Regions from separate parts of the Mus musculus genome. Here region 2 is linked to region 1. The links are chromatin loops, found by intact Hi-C in ENCODE. Cell type or tissue: left cerebral cortex. All regions are shown on one strand. Links, peaks and the distances in the headings refer to the core of each region. The heading gives the core; the rest is flanking DNA.

Region 1 (4,434 bases), core at 1,301-3,800:
CTAGCAAGGAGAGGTTCTGTGGGCCGAGCCAACCAGATCGGCAGCCTAATCCAATAGCGGAGTGGGGGGTGTGGTTGTCAGGGACCGCTGCGTTCTGGTTGGCTGAGAATTCTGCCGCACCTACCTCCGGGTATCACCATTGGCTACTATGTATGATGGGCCAGGGGCAGCAACAGCAGTGAGGAATCTTGTGAACAGAAGCACCTAGATGCTCTCTTCCTTAAGGCTGTGGAGCGGGGATAGGTGTATCTAGGCGGCCAGAAGTCGCTCCAAACTAAGTGTTGTTCATTTTGGTTTTGAGTCACAGGCTCCTAATAACCCAGGCTGGCCTTAAACTCGCGATCCTCCTCCCTCACCCTCTATCTGGCCCTAAACCCAAGTCAGAGTAGATTACAGTGCTGCTCCAGCACCTGCCATTGCCTTTAGGTTTAGAATGAGGGTGTGAATATCCCTGTTCTGGACGTCCAGGTCCGTTTTTTAGGTCTTTCTGTACATTGGTCTTTGAGACTGCTTGAAGCCTCGCAGTTTGTGTCTCTGAGTGTTACTATATTATTATCAGAGAAAATAGAGTTAAAATAACAACAACGACGACGACGACATAATGACATAAAGGTCGAGGATTTCTGTTTTGGATACAGGGTTTCGGGTACCCCGGGCTGGCTTCTCACTCACCAAGTGGCAAGGATTACTCTGCTTCCCGCCTCTGTTTCCCCAGTACTTGAAATAACTGATGTGCCCTTAACACCAGGTTTGTGTCATGCTGTGGTGCGAACCCAAGGCTTCATGTATTCTGGGCAAGCATTCTACCTCGTGAGACCCATCCCTCCGGGCTCCAAGATCAAGGAGGTGTCATCAGCCAGGAGACATAACATCCCTGAATATTTAGATACTCAAAGACAAAACTTCAAAGTACCTAACTGTCAAATTGACAAAAACTCAAAGGGAAAATAGCTCATGAGGTTAGGTGATGATTTCAACATTCTGTGCTCACTAAAAATGGCCGAAACTGATGGCAAAAAAAAAAATAGATAAATATTTAAATCTAAATATCTAATATCTAAATAAATAAATAAGGTTACAGAAGATATGATCAACAGCTGGCAAATGAATTGATATTTATTAAAAAAATTCTGCTCAATTACAACAGAGTGGATTTTTTTCCAAATGCGCATGCTGGACCAAAAAATTAAAAAAAAAAAGTTAATGCCCCTTTAGAAGCTAAATCTTTCAGAGAAAATTGTTTGATTACAACAGAAATTGTGGCTATTGTTAGCAGAGATTGGAGAATTCTTCCAAGAGTAGGAATTAGGTCAGTACTCATCATATGAACACATTATGACTCAAATATTAAATCCATGGGATATTCAGGAGTATCTTCAGCTTCATGAAAACAGGAAGAATGAGCAACTGCGGAGACTGTAAATCACGAGTGCTCACAGGGAAATGTGCAACTTTATATATTCACACGGGTATGAGAAGAGACACTCATAACCAATGATCTACACGGGAGCCTTAAGATGATAGGGAATGAGAGGAAGCTAGACCTGCAGTAGAAATAAGACGACAATAAAGATGCAATTCAGTGAGAGGGAAGACATACAGTCAAAAGAGACAATGTAGAAATCGTTCTTTCTTTGAAAAGGTCAGCATAGTTACTAAAATGTGTGCTTAAATGATAAAACCAGTGATCAATAGGATTGAAGGATAACATGATTAGAGGTCTCTAGACATATTACAATATTATAAATTGATTTTTTTAAACAAAGGAAGGATAGATAGCTAGATAGCCTTGCACTCGCTAGTGTGAAGGAAAGATAAAGTGATGGATGGACCTACGGACACTCAGTCCCTCACTCCCTGTCCCAGGCTTGGACCTCACTGGAAACCTTTTGCTCTTGTTCCAATATTAGAGGTCTTAAAGACATTCCTTAGAACAATGGTTCTCAACCTGTGGGTCACAGCCCCTTTTTACAGGGGTCACCTAAGCCCATCCTGCACATCAGATATTTATATTGTAATTCATTACAGTAGCAAAATTACAGTTTTGAAGAAGCAATGAGATAATTTTATGTTGGGGGGGGTCACCACAAGATGAGGGACTGTATTAAATGGGCACAGCATCAGGAAGGTTGAGAATCACCACCTTAGAATGTGTAAGTGGGTAAGATGCCTAGAAACCAGTGGGATCCAAGGAGAGGGAACAGTAGATCACCGTCAGCATCGTTGTTTTTTGCAAGAATGACCAGTAGATGGCACAAAATCCACATGATAGAGACCTTCCAAACTCAACTCACTGTCCAGTAAATACCAGGAAAACACCAGTGAATTGTCTTCAAGAGCTTAGGTTCTCACTTCCATGACAAGAATCCAAATCTGAAACCATCTAAGACTCTTGTTTCTCTCACGATTAAGACTCACTAAGAGAACATAATCTACTCTGAAAACTCATTTTCAAAAGGCTTGACTATGCTTTCTCAGACTCGTTAGGAGAATGTTCTTCCTATAGCAAAGATTGACAACCCAAAGTGGTGAGTCTCAGATGGCTAGAGAGATAGATATACAGGGGATAATTTTGCACAAGGGAGAGTTCACCTATCTGAAATCTGCGGAAATAAGGCGCTATTTACGGTTCAGAAGTAATGGGAGCTGGTATTTGTTCAGAACACTGTAGTAGGCAGAACCAATAAACATTAAGGAGGAAGACAGGGTGACTGATGATACAGCTTGGTGGTGAAGAGCACCTGTAGAGGACCCATGTTAAATCGCTAACAGCAGAATGTGCTACAAATGACAGGCAATTCCAGGTCTGGGGCTCCTGGCACCTCCTTCTGGCCTCACTTCCACCCACACTTATGTGGGATTACACAGGTAAATAAAAATAATAACAAGCGAAAGAAAGAAAGGAAGAAAGAAAGAAGGAAGGAAGGAAGGAAGGAAGGAAGGAAGGAAGGAAGGAGGAAGAAAGGAAGGAAGGAAGGAAGGAAGGAAGGAAGGAAGGAAGGAAGGAAGGAAAGGTAGATTTATTTATTGTCCTAGCATCCATCTCTCTTGCTGTGATAGAACTTTCTGAGCGAAAGCCATATTGGGGAGGAAGGGTTTGTTTGCATTACAGGTTGGATCACATCATCCAGAGAAGCCAAGACAGAAGCTTGAAGTCAAAACCACGGAAGAACCTTGTTTATTAGCTTACTTTCCATGGCTGCCTCAGCCTGCTTTCTTTTACAACCCAGGACTCTCTGTCCAGGGTGGCACCACCCACAGTGGGCTGGACCCCCCACACACATAAATCATTAGTTAAGAAAATGCCTCACAGACTTGCCCACAGGCCAGTCATCTAATGGAGGCAATTCTTCATTAGAGTTTCTTCTTGCTGGGTGATTCCAATTTGTGTCAAGTAAACTAACCAGTGCACTTACCATTATTTGGCTATCACCCAATGCATATGTATATCAAGACATCATATAGTTCACCACAAATAAGTACAATTTTATATCATTTTAAAATTAAATATATAATGACTCCTTCCCCACAATAATGAGCCTACTCCATGTATAATGGCATTAGTCCATTTTAGATGGTGGGTCCTTGATTCCTACCCTCTAAATCCTGTTACAATGGCACTTAAAATTCAGCATAAGTTTTAAAAGAGACAAATCTTCAATGTGTTTGTTTTGCAACAGTCCCACAGCATAGCATTTTATATGATTTTACTTGGGAAGCACTCTGGTACTCAGAGATCAAATACTTGCCCAAGATCACGTAGTTAGAAAAATTATACATTTCTATTTTCATTTGTTTACAATACATGGAATTAGCCTGGTGTTAGTAACATTGAGATGTTACGAATTCAGATGAATAGTAATTGCTCTCTTGACCGCATGAAGCATGTGCTAAAATCTCGTTAACTATGCTCCTTGGAAGAGTGAATATGATTGGTCTGCCCTGAGTCAAGGTGACCCTAAGGTTAATTTGTTAGGAAATCATGTGGCAATAGTGTGAACAGAATATTTGAGCCCAGGCACTCCTGCTGGCTCCAGGTTCCATGTCTCACTCTAGTGCAGTGGGTGGAGTAGTTACATCACCCAAGCCAGCTAGCTGATGCTCAGGACCAACTCATTACTGTTCCAAAGCAGGGCTCCAGTTCTTCTCAACTGCTGTGTGTCTCTGGTGTCATGGCTCACTTTTTAAGAGCTTCACACTATCGACAAGCATCCTTGGGACCAGCTTTGTTCTCATTACAGTGTGTTAAGACTTCTGGGCCTAGGAAAGTGTGCCTTGCCAGTTCCTTCCCTAAAACTTGATATGATGGTTAGGGCTCTTGACTGAAAGTAAGAGAAAGCAGCTCCAGGCAGAAACCTGAAAGTCTACTGAAGTGCCCCAGCATCTCTCCTAACAATGCAGGTTGGAGAATGGCTGGCTTCCATGAGAGATAGA
Region 2 (4,434 bases), core at 918-3,417, 1.6 Mb after region 1:
GACCTAAATAAGACCCTGCCTTGAAAATAGAGAAATAAGAAAGAAAAGACAGACAAAGAAAGTTACAGAAATTATTGACAGATTTATCTCTTCAGTCAGAATAAGTTTCACTCATTCTGGTTATTTGTTTAATAAGTGTATATGTGGCTTTTAGGATCAAGCAAAATATCAAGGAAAATGAAAAGGCAACATATAGAAGGCAAAGCTTAGTGTACTTATGACATTCTTCTAACAGAGATTCTCTCCTTGGCAAAATACTCACCAAGATTTCACAAGAAGCCAGGCATGGTGGAGCATGCTTGCAGTCCCAGCATTTGGCAGGGTTGAGATGGGCAGACCTGGAGCCTGAAGCATGCCTGTCGACACGGGAAGACATGGATTAGTCTAGAATCCTAGGAACAGAGAAAGAACCAAGATAAAAGCTGCTGTCACAAAGTCACAGCCATCCCGGGGTATGTGACTGAGACTGTGTCTCAGAAAACAGGCAGCAGGGCATCTTGGTGCACACCTGGAATCCCAGTGCTCATGACACAGAGGCAAGAAGATCTTTGTAAGTTCGAGGCCAGTATGAAAAAGTTGGGGGAAGGGGAGTTCTGTGGCCACCACAGCCAACAGAGCACAGACTGGCCCTCGGGAGACAAGAAAAACCCTGTGTACATTCCAGGTTCTCCTAGTACCGTGGGTTCTCAACCTTCTTAATAATGGGACCTCTTAATTCAGTTTCTAATGGCCTAAGAATATCTAGAGTTGGTGCCCCCCCCACCATAAAGTCATTTTCATTGCTACTTCGTAACTGATTTTCCTAGTGTTATGACTCCTAATATAAATATCTGACACACAGGATATCTGGTATGCAAACCCTGTGAAAGGGTCTTTCGACACCCCCACCAAAGGGGTCATGACCTCCTGGTTGAAAATCACTACCCTGGTGTTCACATGTGAACACAAGGACATCTGTACCTCCTACAGTGAAGACGTGGCAGCGGAATCCCTGGAGGACTGCAGAGATAGGTCAGTGGTTAACACCACTTGCTGCTCTTTCAGAGGACCTGGGTTCAGTTCCCAGCACCTACACTAGGGAGCTAACAACCACCTATAACTCTAACCCAGGGATCCAGTGCTTTCTCCTGGTCTACATAGAGAGTTCCAGGCCAGCTAGAGTTACAAAGAAAGTCCCTGTCTAGATGGACATACAGACAAAGAATACTGTCAATAGGTGACCTAAGAATATCTCTAAATTTCTAGTGCATCATGGAAAATATTTTTAATTCTCTTTTTAATTTAATTTTTTTTTTTTTTTTTACTTATTCACTTTACATCCTACTCGCTACCCAAAAAAATATGGAGTGCCTCACGAATTTTTGTGCCATCCTTGAGCAGAGGCCATGCTAATCTTCTCTGTATTGTTCCAATTTTAGTATGTGTGCTGCCGACGCGAGTGCAATATGCTAATTCTTAAAAGCTGGAATTTGCAGCTAGAGAGATGGCTCAGGGGTTAAGAGCACTTGTTGCTCCTACTGAGAGCAGGGTTCAATTCCCAGCACCTGCATGGTGGCTCACAACCATGTCAACACCAGCTTTGGGGGATCCCTCTTTTGAACTCATTCAGATAAAATTAAATAAATGCAAATCTTTTAATAAATAAAAATGAGGAAATTAGAATTTTAGAATTTGAATTATGAATTTTCCTGTTCAAACCCAATTGAATAAGTCATATCTGTAGTTGTTTTGAAGAAAAGCTAAGTGTATTATTTGACTCTGACTCTCTCTCTCTCTCACACACACACACACACACACACACACACACACTTTTCCCAGTTTGCCTTCTGTTGCTGTGGCAAACCATGGCCAAAAGCAGATTGAGAGAGTAAAGAGTTTATTTGGCTTACATGTCTGAATCTTCCTTTTAATTTGTTTTAATTTTTATTTATGTGTGTTAATTTTTTAATTTTTATTTACCTGTGTGTCTGTGTGCAGCTGTCACGGCTGTTGAGAGCTGCAGGGTCCTCTTAACCACTGAGCCATCTCTCCAGCCTTCTGGGGGTCTCTTCAAAGCCAGGATCAGCGCTGATGTCAGCAGGGCATCAACAGGGTAGATTACGCTGTTACACTTCCCAAAGATCCGAAACCAGAGCAAACAAGGGACTGAGAGGTATTAATGTCCCACAGTGGTATTCCAAACACTTGGGAGTGAGAACAGAAGAATCCGGAGTTCAAGGTCAGCCTCAGCTTCATAGCAAGTTCAAGGTCACCCTGAGCTAGAGACTGACTCCCAAAAATAAAGGAAATAAATAGGGCAAAGTACTTACCCACTCTAAAGAAGGACAGAAGCCACAGGAAAGAGGCGCACGTGTCCTATGTGATCTTGAGTCAGAGCCCCCACCCTTCCACCCTTGAGTCTATCTCACTACTTCATTTCTTTTTGCATAAACAAAGATGATGCCTTTGTAAGTCTTTGGCGCCCTCTTTTGGACAACCTGATTATTTCAAAACTGAAATGTTTCATTTCTGAGTATGTTGTCAGCAAGTTGAAATTGGGTACACAGAGACAGATATATAGAGATGATATAGATATAGATAAAGATATACATATGTAGATTGGGAGGGCTGTTATTGACATTATTCTTACAAGAGTTTTAGACTTACAGAAAGATTAAACAGTACAAAGCCCTATCTATACCTCTCCCTCGTGTAATTTCCCCTACTGCTTATAATTCCTCTGAGGACCCAAATGTTAAAGGTAATGAAACAATGCTGAACAGCTATTATTGACTGACATTTATAGTACATATACTATAAAGCTGTATGCATCCATGGGTTGTGAAGGATTTCATGTATCCACCATTGTAGTATCATAGAGAATAGTTCCACTGCCTTAGAAATCACCTCCTTTAGTTTGGCTCAGCCCAGTAAAGGCACTTACCATCAAGCCTGGGGTCCCCAGAATGCATATAAAGGTGGAAAATTGTCCTCAGAACGACACATGTGCATCGTGGCATATGTGAACCACACATAAACATTTTCACATGCAATGATAATAAATTATTTAGATGTTTAGTCACCTGTTTCGTCTCTTGACTCTTTCTATTTCTCCAGAGTCTGGGAATCACCACTTTTTACTCACTATCTTCCTAATGTTGCCTTTCAAATTTTTACATTGTGGAATAGTGAAATACTTAAATTTATTTCACTTACACATCCACTTAAGAGACCTTCTTCATATCTTACTATAAATGGCCAATGCACATATGGAGAGGAAGTTTACTCTAAAAAGCAGTCATGGTAGTGCATGCTTTTAATCCCAGCACTCAGGAGGCAGAGGCAGGAGGATCTCTGTGAGTTCAAGGCCAGCCAAGTCTTGGGGGGGGGACAAACAGAAGAAGAGGAGAGGAGAAAAGGAGGGGGAAAAGAGAGAGGGGAAATAGGAGGGGGAGGAGAAAGAAGAAAAAGAGGAAGAAGAAGAGTGAGAAGAAAGCAGAAAAGGAAGAAGAGAAAGACAATGAAGACAAAGAAGAAGAGAAGAAGAAGGAGAAGGAGGAAAGAAAAAAAGAAAGTTTACTGTAGCCAGCAGAAAAATGAAAATTAAAACTACATTGAAAATTCCATCTCAACTCAATCAAAATGACAATCATCAAGAACACAAATAACAAAAGGGACCCTTATACATGGCTGGTGGCAGCTAAACTAGATCAACCCCTACAGAAACCAATACGGAGATTCCTCAGATAGCTAAATAAAGTTCTTCTGTGTAATCCAGTCACAGCACTCCTCCTGCAAATGTACCTAAAGGACTCCAAGTCAACACATCACAGGGACACCTGCACCTGGCTGTTTACCATGGCACTACTCACAACATCTAAATTAGGGAGCCAAAAGAGGTGTCTGTCAAGAGAGGGCTGAGCACAAAGAACATGGCGAACAAGAAGAAAATGGTACACACACACATACACACACACACGCACGCACGCACTCGCGCAAGCGCATGATCACATACAATAGAATTTTACTCCACCATGAAGAAGAATGAAATAATTAATAATTTCATTTGCAGGAAAACAGATACAAATGGAGACATCACACCCATCAACTAAGTCAGTCTCAGAAAACACTGCATGTTTTCTCTTGTTTTGTGTATCCGTGATTTTTACAGATATATTAAAATTGTGCATCTGTATGTGTGTATGCGTGTATGGATGCTCTCACCCATGCGTGCATATGCAGAGGACAAGGGTCAACACTGAGTCTCTTCCTCTCTTCCTCTTATTTTTCAAGATAGGATCTCTAAGTGAACCTCACAGACCAGCTGGCCAGTGAACGCCAGAACCTGATTGACTCTGTCCCCAACACTGCTAGAGCTACACTTGCTTGGACCACACTCAACCTTTACATGAGGGTTGGGCATCTGAACTCAAGTCCTGATGCTTACACAGCAAG

Evidence for each region. Peaks named below come from ENCODE experiments on the same cell type or tissue, not always from the same donor. Only the 100,000 strongest peaks of a DNase experiment are listed, where the experiment ranks them.
Region 2: it touches region 1 in a loop (5-fold over the local background); 18 of 42 quality-filtered maps call a loop at or near these places.

Annotation. Positions count from the first base shown.
Region 1 is chr8:113,630,640-113,635,073 of GRCm38, reverse strand. No RefSeq gene overlaps it. Among named protein-coding and RNA genes, the nearest start is that of Mon1b, 2.9 kb to the left of the region's middle. In left cerebral cortex, for the core only: a CTCF peak has its summit at 2,245 (motif pointing right); a DNase peak (open chromatin) is centred at 2,238.
Region 2 is chr8:112,059,513-112,063,946 of GRCm38, reverse strand. It overlaps Gm36671 (a long non-coding RNA gene), which reads right to left and starts at 2,375. Exons shown (of 3, transcript XR_388036.3): 1 at 2,310-2,375; 2 at 1,960-2,183; 3 at 271-356. It overlaps Gm22827 (a small nuclear RNA gene), which reads right to left and starts at 1,442; the gene lies at 1,336-1,442. In left cerebral cortex, for the core only: a CTCF peak has its summit at 2,475 (motif pointing left); a DNase peak (open chromatin) is centred at 2,444.